2 separate regions of the Homo sapiens genome follow, and region 2 is linked to region 1. A link is a loop called in an ENCODE intact Hi-C map of the cell type or tissue named here. Cell type or tissue: PC-9. All regions are shown on one strand. Links, peaks and the distances in the headings refer to the core of each region. The heading gives the core; the rest is flanking DNA.

Evidence for each region. Hi-C counts contacts between places; a loop is a spot of excess contacts. Peaks named below come from ENCODE experiments on the same cell type or tissue, not always from the same donor. Only the 100,000 strongest peaks of a DNase experiment are listed, where the experiment ranks them.
Region 2: it touches region 1 in a loop (7-fold over the local background); 5 of 110 quality-filtered maps call a loop at or near these places.

Annotation. Positions count from the first base shown.
Region 1 is chr17:18,031,407-18,036,786 of GRCh38, forward strand. The region is part of intron 1 of ATPAF2 (ATP synthase mitochondrial F1 complex assembly factor 2); the gene reads right to left. Among named protein-coding and RNA genes, the nearest start is that of ATPAF2, 5.1 kb to the right of the region's middle. In PC-9, for the core only: CTCF peaks have their summits at 2,286 (motif pointing left) and 2,489; a DNase peak (open chromatin) is centred at 2,235; H3K27ac peaks cover 1,000 bases.
Region 2 is chr17:17,955,799-17,961,178 of GRCh38, forward strand. The region is part of intron 1 of TOM1L2 (target of myb1 like 2 membrane trafficking protein); the gene reads right to left. Among named protein-coding and RNA genes, the nearest start is that of TOM1L2, 14 kb to the right of the region's middle. RefSeq lists a silencer at 2,496-2,545. In PC-9, for the core only: no CTCF peak of the experiment used is centred there; DNase peaks (open chromatin) are centred at 2,443 and 2,833; H3K4me3 peaks cover 559 bases; H3K27ac peaks cover 4,678 bases.

The DNA of each region.
Region 1 (5,380 bases), core at 203-5,202:
TTTTCCCACAAAAATATGTGTGTGTCTACCATGTGTCTTGGCACTTGGGATACAAGAGTGAATAAAATAGACAGAGTTTAAAGTGTTTTTTTAGGCCAGGCGCGGTGGTCACGCCTGTAATCCCAGCACTTTGGGGGGCTGAGGCGGGCGGATCACGAGGTCAGGAGATTGAGACCATCCTGGCTAACACAGTGAAACCCCATCTCTACTAAAAATACAAAAAATTAGCCGGGCGTGGTGGCGGGCGCCTGTAGTCCCAGCTACTTGGGAGGCTGAGGCAGGAGAATGGCGTGAACCCGGGAGGTGGAGCTTGCAGTGAGCTGAGATCGCACCACTGCACTCCAGCCTGGGTGACAAAGCAAGACTCCATCTCAAAAAAAAGAAAATAAAGTGTTTTTTTAGGATCAGATCTGTCCACCAAGATGATGTTGTCTTACTATGGCACCTTCATCTGAAATCACAACACTGATTATCTCATACGTTTGACACTAAAATTAGAAGTTTACAGCACCCTACTGCTTTTAAATTTCTCTACATGCTGTCCTGGTCATATCCAAATGGCAGGCTAGACATGGGTCTGGAGGCCTCCTTTCCTCTCTCAGGTCTGGAGTGAGGTAGACCATGTCCTTTGTGTTTTCCAATGCAACAGGCTGGGCTGCATGTATAAAAGCCAGGCCAGGCAGGAAGTTGGGAAGGGCTCTGAAAGCTCTGACTCAACACTGGGGAAAGGGTCTTCCCATGTCAGCAGGAAGAGCCAGCAGAGTGTACAAATGTACAAGAGTGAGCACTCTAGCATACTTCCAGGCCCGGTCTGGGAAGTGAACCCAAGAGACCTGGGGCAGACGAACAGACTCAAGGCAGGAACTGCCAGCACAGGGCTGAACCTTCAAAAGCTCCTGGGACAGCCAGGTTTCCCAAGAGGGAAGTCTTTTTTCTGTTTTGTTGGCCAGGCTCACTTCTGTAACTGAATAAGAAAAAACTAGATGGGAGTGGGATAGATGGAGGGCAGGGAAGAAGCCACCAAAAATTTCTCCAAGCAGAAGAAAACCATGCAGAAAATGAGACGGCAGAAGGGCAAAAGAAGCCCAGGGGCCGCCAGGCCTCAGATTAGAAGGCAGGTGCACATAGATGTGTTTTAGCCAGGGGCTCTCCTGAATGACCCACTGACACTTGGAGGGGCAAACGTGTCTTGGAACAAGCTTTGGTGAGTACTGATCATGTTCCAGGACATACAAGTCCTGGGGATGGGACATGTGCAAAGCTCATCTCTGCACTCTCCAGCCATTTACTGTCTAGTAGGAATACAGACACTAAACCAGGCAAACAATAAGGTGACTTCTGTGATGGGGCAGGCACGTGGAACGATTAGTCAGAATTAAATTGCAACTTGAAGGTGAGGCAGGAGGTACCAAACTTTCTGATTGATTCAATTTTTTTTTTTTTTTTTTGGCAGAGCAGGGCTGTGGAAGTAGTTTCCAGATGAAGAAACAGGTTGCATGAAGGACCAGGGTTTCTAGAGAGCAGTTGTGGACTAGACAGATGGTCAGAAGGAGAATGCAAGATTCTCTAAGATGCTAGAGAGGGCAATGGGGCCACATATGGGGGACATGTAGATCACTGCAAAGACAGCAAAGGGAGCCAAGTAAAGGCTCCACACAGGCATACAGGAACTTGATCTGGGGCCGGGCATGGTGGCTCATGCCTGTAATCCCAGAACTTTGTGAGGCCGAGGGGGACAGATCACTTAAAGCCAGGAGCTCAAGAGCAGCCTGGCCAACATGGTGAAACCCTGTCTCTACAAAAAATTAAAAAATTGGCGAGGTGTGGTATTGCCTGCCTGTAATACCAGCTACTCAGGAGGCTGAAAATCAGTTGAACCCAGGAGGCGGAGGTTGTAGTGAACCAAGATTGCGCCACTGCACCCCAACCAGGGTGACAGAATGAGACTCTGTCTCAAAAAAAAAAAAAAAAAAGAACATGATCTGGACAATTCGTTTGGGGGATCCATGTTCCCCAACAATGTCACATAAGACAAAATGTGAGACCACCAGAAACCTATGAAGCTTCCATGTTCTCGGTGAATACATGGTTAGCAGACATCAATGGTAACCCTGTCTTTAAAGATGAAAAAAATCAGCCTAGCTTTGTAGGATCATGCAGAACTGGCCTTTCCTTTAGAAAGATTACCAGCCTCAGGAACCACAACTCCCACAGTGCACCAAGAAGAGGAAGTACTGGTTTCAGAGCTGTCTCAGTGCCTTTATCTTTTAAAACAGTGCCATCTGGTGGGCCTTAAACCTTAAAGGTGAAATTCTAACTCCAGGGCCATCTGTAATCCTAGGGCGGCTCTAACCAACTCTTTTCAGGTATCAAAATTCTTCAGCCCAAATACATAAAGAACTCTTACGACTCAATAACAAAAAGACAAATAGGCTGGGCATGGTGGCTCGAGCTTGTAATCCCAGCACTTTGGCTGGCTGAGGCAGGTGGATCACTTGAGTCCAAGAGTTCAAGACCAGCCTGAGCAACATGGCAACACCCTGTCTCTACAAAAATACAAAAATTAGCCAGGCATGGTGGCACGTGCCTGTAGTCCCAGCTACTCAGGAGGCTGACATGGGAGGATCACCTGAGCCTGGGAGGTTGAGGCTGCAGTGAGCCATGAACACACCCCTGCACTCTAGCCTAGGCAACAGACCGAGGCCCTGTCTCAAAAACAACAACAAATAACCCAATTTAAAAATGTTCAAGTCTGAGAGACCGAGGTGGGAAGATTGCTTGAGTCCAGGAGTTTGAGACCAGCCTGGGCAACATAGCAAGACCCTGTCTGTACAAAAAAATTTTAAAGTCAGCTGGGCATGGTGGCACACACCTGTAGTTCCCAGCTACTTTGGAGGCTGAGGTGTGAGGCTCGCTTGAGCCCAGGAGGTTGAGGCTGCAGTAAGCTGTAACTGAGCCACTTGCACTACAACCTGGGTGACAGAGCAAGACCCCCTCTCTTTAAAAAAAAACAATGGTCAAGGGATCTGAATAGACGTTTCTTCAAAGAAAATATACAAATAGCCATTAAGCACGTGAAAAGATACTCAACATAATTCATCAGAGAAATGCAAATCAAAACCACAATGAGATACCACTTCAAACCCTTTAGGACAGCTGTAATAAAAAAGACAACAACAAGTGTTGAGATATAGAGAAACTGGACCCCTCAAACACTGCTGGTGGAAATGTGAAATGGCACAGCCACCTTGAAAAACAGTCTGGCAGATCCTCCAAAAGTTAAACAGAGTTACCATTTGACCCAGTAATTCTACTCTTAGGTATATGTCCAAGAGAAATGAAAACATATGTCCACACAAAAACTTGTACATGAATGTTCATAGTAGCGTTATTCATATTAGCCAAAAGGTAGAAACGACCCTGTGTCCACCAATGGATGAATGGATAAGTAAAATGTGGCATATTTACACATACAATGGAATATTGTTTGGCAATAAAGAAGAATGGAGTCATTGATACATGATACAAGGTGGATAAAACTTAAAAACGTTTGGTCATGGTGGCTCACTCCTGTAATCCCAGCACTCTGGAAGGCCGAAGCAGGAGGATCACTTGAGGCCAGGAGTTTGAGGTCAGCCTGAGCAAGACCCCATCTCTACAAAGCACTAAAAAGCTAGCCGGGCATGGTGGTGTGTGCCTGTAGCCCTAGCTACTTGGGAGGCTGAGGCAGGAGGATCACTTGAGCCCAGGAGTTTGAGGTTACAGTGAGCTGTGATCGTGCCACTACACTCCAGCCTGGGCAACAGAATGAGACCCAATCTCTTAAAAACAAAAAAAAACAAAAAAAACCCAAACTTTAAAACATTATGCTAAGTGAAAAAGTCAGTCAAAAAAGACCACATTCTATTTATATAAAATGTCCCAAACAGGGAAATCTATAAAAGAACAAAGGAAAGTAGTAGTTGCCAAGGGATGGAAGTAGTAAGGGTGGATGATAGCTAAAGGGTGCAGGTTTCTTTTAAGGGTGATAAAAATGTTCTAAAATTGATTGTGGCAATGGCTGTACAATTCTGTAAATATACTAAAAACTATTATATTTACACTTCAAGTAAATGAATTGTATAGCAAGTAAATATCTCAATAAAGCTGTTAAAAAAATCCTTCAGGCCAAATGTATAACATTTAGCAAACTTTTTCTGCAAAGAATCAGATAGTAAATATTCTAAGCTTTGCAAGCCATACAATATCTGTTCCAACTATTCAACTCTGCCACTGTAGTGAAAGTAGCCATAGATGATATGTAAATGAATGCATGTGGCTGTGTTCCAATAAAACTCTATTTACAAAAACAGGTGGCAGGCTGGACCCTGATCTACAGACTACATAATCTCCCTCAATCCACACCACTATTCTATGAGGATGACAAGGCAGCTAATGCCTCGGAGGTGATAGAGAAGCTAAACATCTTGTCTTGGTGACAGACAACTGGTAAATAGCAGAGACAAGACTTCTAGCCTTGACTTCATCAGGCAGTTGCATTCAGCCAGATACGCTGAATAGATAGGTTTCTCCAGAACACCTGCCACTCTGGGAGTCAATAGACCTCTGATAAGCTGGTGCAGAACTAAACTGCCACAACAACCTCATATAGGTCTTCTTGTTGCAATATCTCCTTCTCCAACACCTCAGTGACCCTTTCGTAAACTCCTCCTCTCCTTCTGATAACCTTCAATGGCATGGCCATTCCTAAGTGGCCAAGTTCAATCAGCTTGCTGACTGAAGTGTTCATTGAGAAGAACCCACTGCGGTTTAATCTTCTACTACTTCAAATACGCACAAATATCTCACAACTGGTAAGGTCTTTAGAGAGAACACGTGGGGGTCGGGGGCCGGGCGCGGTGGCTCATGCCTGTAATCCCAGCACTCTGGAAGGCTGAGGAGGGTGGATCATGAGGTCAGGAGATCGAGACCATCCAGACTAACATGGTGAAACTCCGTCTCTACTGACAATACAAAAAAATTAGCCAGGTGTGGTGGTGGGCACCTGTAGTCCCAGCTACTCGGGACGCTGAGGCAGGAGAATGGCGTGAACCCGGGAGGCGGAGCTTACAGTGAGCCAAGATTGCGCCACTGCACTCCAGCCTGGGTGACAGTGCAAGACTCTGTCTCAAAAAAAAAAAAAAGCATGCATGGGCCTGATTTATGCACCTCCCTTCTCATTCATTCATTCCTATTTTCTTTCACATTTGACTACCTACCATGTGCCAGGTACTTCCAAGAGCCTAACTAGTAAGTTTAGGCTTTTTAAAAAGGAAAAGAAGGCAGTAGATCAAGTGCCACCATTATGTAAAGTGAGCATCCACAAATCTAAATTAACCCT
Region 2 (5,380 bases), core at 128-5,127, 76 kb before region 1:
TCCTTCTGATGTTCAGCTGTGTTCTGAGTTTCTTCCTCCTGGTGGGTTCGTAGTCTCGCTGGCTTCAAGAGTGAAGCTGCAGACCTTCGCGGTGAGTGTTACAGCTCTTAAGGCAGCGTGTCTGAAGTTGTTCGCTCCTACCGCCTGGAATTGTTCATTCCTCCCAATGGGTTCGTGGTCTGCGCCAGCCTCAAGAGAAAAACTGCAGACCTTTGCAGCCAGTGTTACAGCTCATAAAAGCAGTGGACTCATGGAGTAAGCAGCAACATTTGTTTCAAAGAGCAAAAGAACAAAGCCTCCCCCGCACGAAAAAGGACCCAAGTGGGTTACCACTACTGCCTCTGGCCCCACCCACATCCTGCTGATTGGTCCATTTTACAGAGAACTGATTGGTCTGTTTTACAGAGACCTGATTGGCCTATTTTGACAGGGTGCTGATTGGTGCGTTTACAATCCCTGAGCTAGACACAAAGATTCTCCAAGTCCCCACCAGATTAACTAGATACAGAGTGCTGATTGGTGCATTTACAAACCTTGAGCTAGACACAGAGTGCTGATTGGTGTATTTACAATCCCTTAGCTAGACATAAAGGTTCTCTAAGTCCTCACTAGACTCAGAAACCCAGCTGGCTTCACCCAGTGGATCCCACACCTGGGTCACAGGTGGAGCTGCCTGCCAGTCCCTGGCAGTGCGCCTGCACTCCTCAGCCCTTGGGCGGTCGATGGGACCGGGCGCAGTGGAGCAGGGGTTTGCGCTCCTTGGGGAGGTTCGGGCCGCATAGGAGCCCACGGCAGGGAGGCTCAGGCATGGTGAGCTGCAGGTCCAGAGTCCTGCCCCGCAGGGAGACCGCTGAGACCCGGCGAGAATTCCAGCACAGCACTGGCGGGCCGGCACTGCTGGGGGAATGGCACACCCTCCGCAGCTGCTGGCCTGGATGCTAAGCCCCTCACTGCCCGGGGCCTGCGGTGCTGGGCCCGCTGAGCTCACGCCCACCCAGAACTCGCGCTGGCCCGCAAGCGCCACGCGCAGCCCGGTTCCCGCCCGCGCCTCTCCCTCCACATCTCCCTGCAAGCTGAGGGAGGCGGCTCCGGCCTCGGCCAGCCCAGGGAGGGGTTCTCACAGTGCAGCGGCGGGCTGAAGGGCTCCTCAAGCACAGCCAGAGAAGGCATCGGGGCTGAGGAGGCGCCTGAGAGCGAGCAACGGCTGCCAGCACGCTGTCACCTCTCAAGAGTACAGTGGCACAATCATAGCTCGCTGCAGTCTCCACCTCCTGGGCTCAAGCAATCCTCCTGCCTCAGCCTCCAAAGTAGCTAGGACTACAGGGAGTAGCACTACCACACCCAGCTAATTTTTAAATTTTTTGTAGAAACAGGGTCTTGCTATGTTGCCCAGGCTGGCCTCAAATTTTTGGCCTCAAGCAATCCTCCTGCCTTGGCCTCCCAAAGTGCTGGGATTACAGGCATGAGCCACCACTCCCTTATACAGCCTTTCAAAATGGCAGGTAGAGAAAACAATGCATATGATTCTTCTTCAAAATATCACTGGGATTCAACACAAAAGAGCATATACTGTATGACTCCACTCATGAACTTCTAGAAGAGATAAAAGATCAGTGGTTCCCTCTGCAGTGTGTTGGAGGAGAGGATTAACTGGGAAGGGACCTGAGGGAGCTTTCTGGGGTGAGGTTGACAGTGCGTATCTTGATGGGGTAAGGTGACAACATGTAAGCATGTGTCAAAATTATAACAAAATGTATGCATTTTACTACAAGTAAACTACCTCAGTGAAAATCATTAGAAGGCAAATATATATACATTTACACAAAATATATATAAAGTATAACATATTTATATAAAATATATATAAAATATGTATATGTATATATTTACCTGTGTGCATGTATTTACATGTGTGTATATACTTACATATCACAGGCTATACACACACACACGTACACACACATATGATTCATAGGTATGTACAGTCTCTTATGGAAAGCTGTAAGTCTTAAGAAAAACTAGGCCAGGCGTGGTGGCTCACGACTGTAATCCCAGGCCGAGGTGGGCGGATCATGAGGTCCGGAGATCAAGACCATCCTGGCTAACACGGTGAAACCCCGTCTCTACTAAAAATACAAAAAATTAGCCGGGCGTGGTGGTGGGCGCCTGTAGTCCTAGCTATTCAGCAGGCTGAGGCAGGAGAATGGTGTGAACCCAGGAGGTGGAGCTTGCAGTAAGTCGAGATTGTGCCACTGCACTCCAGCCTGGGCAACAGAGCAAGACTCTGTCTCAAAAAAAAAAAAAAGAAAAGAAAAACTAAAAGCCACTTTGATTTGGGCCTTAAGCTTTAGGTCTGAAATGAACTTGGAAAGCTTGTTCAACCTCTGTTCTTCAAAACAAACGAACGAACAAACCATGCTCTTCAAATGAGTAACTGACAGGATGTGCCCCACCCAAAGTCTCACAGCAAATCAGCAGCAGAGCAGTGAACAGTCCCAGACTTTCCCAGTCCTAGCCTGGGATTGGTTTCTCTGGTCTGGACCAGTGCCAGAAAAAGTAGATAAAACAGAAGACCATTGGTGATTTTATGAGCTAATTTCATTTAAACCATCAAATCTAGAGCTAAATAGTACCCCCAACCAAGCCCAGTCAAAAACAGGAGACTAACTTTCAAACAATAAAATGTATTTACCTTCATGAGGCTGAGTTGAAAATTTCCACTCCATTAAAATGACAGACTTACTACCCCATGCTTACCCTCCCTGCCCATATACAAATATCTAAATGACTGGCAAGAGGCTGTGAGCTAAATAGGAAGACATGTAAGAGTCATAAAACTGAGTCACTGTGGGACCTTGGCAAGTCTCCTACTGTGATACAGTAAGAAATATATATTTGGTCTTTGTCCAGGTTCCTGGCACACCTCACCCAAAACCCCTGGAATCTCCTGAGAGATAAGTGTCTTTTGTATGCTAATGAGATTGGGGCTCCCTAGCCAGAAAGACCAAGGTACATTTCAGTGTTGGAACTTTTAGCCGTACCCTCATCCCACCTTACCTCCGGAAAGGGGAGAGGGACTAGAGGTTGAGTTATTCACCAATGGCCAGATTTAATCACTCATGCCCACATAATGAAACCTCCATTAATACCCCTAAACGATGGGGTTCAAAGAACTTCCAAGTTGAACACATAAAGGTGCTGGGAGGCTGGCACAGAAGTTCTCTGCCCCTTCCCCACACCTTGCCCGATGAATCTCTTCCATTTGGCTGTTGCTGAGTTATATCCTTTGTCACGAAAATGTAAGTAAAGTGTTGTCCTGAATTTTGTGAGCCATTCAAGCATATGATCAAACATGGGGAAGGCATCACGGGAATCCCCAATTTATAGCCGGTCATGGGAAGTACAGATGGTAACCAGGAACTTGTGACTGGCATGTGAAGTGGGGGCAGTCTTGTGGGACTGAGCCCTTAACCTCTGGGGTCCGCACCAGCTCCAGGTAGTTAGTGTCAAAACTGAATTCAATTGTAGGACATCCATTTGATATCAGAAAAAAGACAAAAACAACAAAAAAATCCCTGCACATTTGCTGTCAGAAATGTCATACATCACAGACACCCTCTCTGGCCTTGTTTCCACAACCTGCAAAAATTAGAGGGTTGGACCAAATACCACTAAGACCCTTTCAACTAGAGTCTTCTGATTCTTTGAATTGCTGGTTTAAGAATTTCCACAGTTAGCATAGGAGACTCTCGCTCTCTGGAAGCCACTAGCAAATTCAGCTTTCAAACCCCAAGCAACATCATTTCTCAGGCCTCATTTCCTATTTCGACTAATGACGTGCCAGAAATCTGTGTGATTTCTCCTTTGAGGAGCAGCAAAAAAAACTCCACAGTGTCCTATTACAGGACCCAGTTCTTGTCCCCAGCTCTCAAAGACAGCCCAATTCTCTGAGATGAAAGAATCAGTCTCTCTCCATTACACTCAATTTTAAACCAAAACCCGAAACAGAATTTTTGACATGCCTCCCAGACTACAAGGCTTATGCTTCATTAATGATTAAAAGAGCAGCTGGTGATGTCTTAAAAGCAAGTTGGTCAGTTAGACAATTTAGCATGTGTTTAAATTCCGTCTTTTCCTCCATCCATCACTGTAGTTCTAAGGCAAATCCAAAGAGAAAGTAAAATACACAGGTCTTCCATTACTAAGAAGTGCCTCAGCGAGGATATAAGAAAGCACGTCCTTTGAGGAAATTCTCAGAAAACTTACTGGTATGAAGAGGACACTTGTACACTGAGTTACAGGAGGAAAACTGAAACTGAGTACATAATTTACAATACTAGTGTAGGTCTGGATTTAAGACAACTATTACTAGATTTTTCAGCTACCAAGTTCATTCAGGCATTCATTCACTCAATCCCACAAACAATACTAAGCTCTCTGGTTTAGTGGTTAAGAGCACCAGCTCTGCTGCCCACAGACCTGGGTTCAAATCCCTGCTCTGCCACTGATAATCCACAGACCTTGAGGAAGGTACTTGACTTTTTTTTTTCTGAGACAGGGTCTCTGGCTCTGTCAACCAGACTGGAGTGTAGTGGCACAATCTCAGCTCACAGCAACCTCTGCCTCCTGGGCTCATGCCATCTTCCCACCTCAGCCTCCTCCCAAGTAGCTGGGACTACAGGTGCATGCTACCATGCCCAGCTAATTTTTGTATTTTTTTGTAGAGACGGAATTTCGCCATGTTGCCCAGACTGGTCTCGAACTCCTGAGCTCAAGTGATCCTCCCATCTTGGCTGCCCAGAATACTAGTATTACAGGCATGAGCCAGTGAGCCCAGCTGGTTATTTCACTTCTAAGCCTTAGTTTCCTAGTCTTTTAAAATATGACTGACAGGCCTGGGTGACACAGTGAGAGTCTGTCTCCAAAAAAACAAAATAGAGTGATAATACCTGCCTTACAGAATTGTTGTGGGAATTAAAGAAAAGAATGCATGTAAACTACATAACCCAGTACCTAGTAAGGAGAGACATTCTGACTGCTACTAATAGCACCATCCTTATCTTTAAGGCATTGTGTTAGATTCGACTGAAAGATAAGGGCATGACACGGAAGGTACAAGCAACAAAAGAAAAAGTAGAGAAACTGGACTTAAAACTTTTGTGCATTAAAGGACACTATAAACAGAGTATAAAAAGGCAACCCACAGAATGGGAGAAAATATTTGTAAATCACATGTCTGATAAGAGATTAATATTCAGAATATATAGAGAACTCCTAAAACCGAACAACAACAAAACCCAATTAAAAACTAGGCACAGGACTTGAACAGACATTTCTCCAAAGAAGACATACAAATGGCCAACAAGCACATGAAAAGATG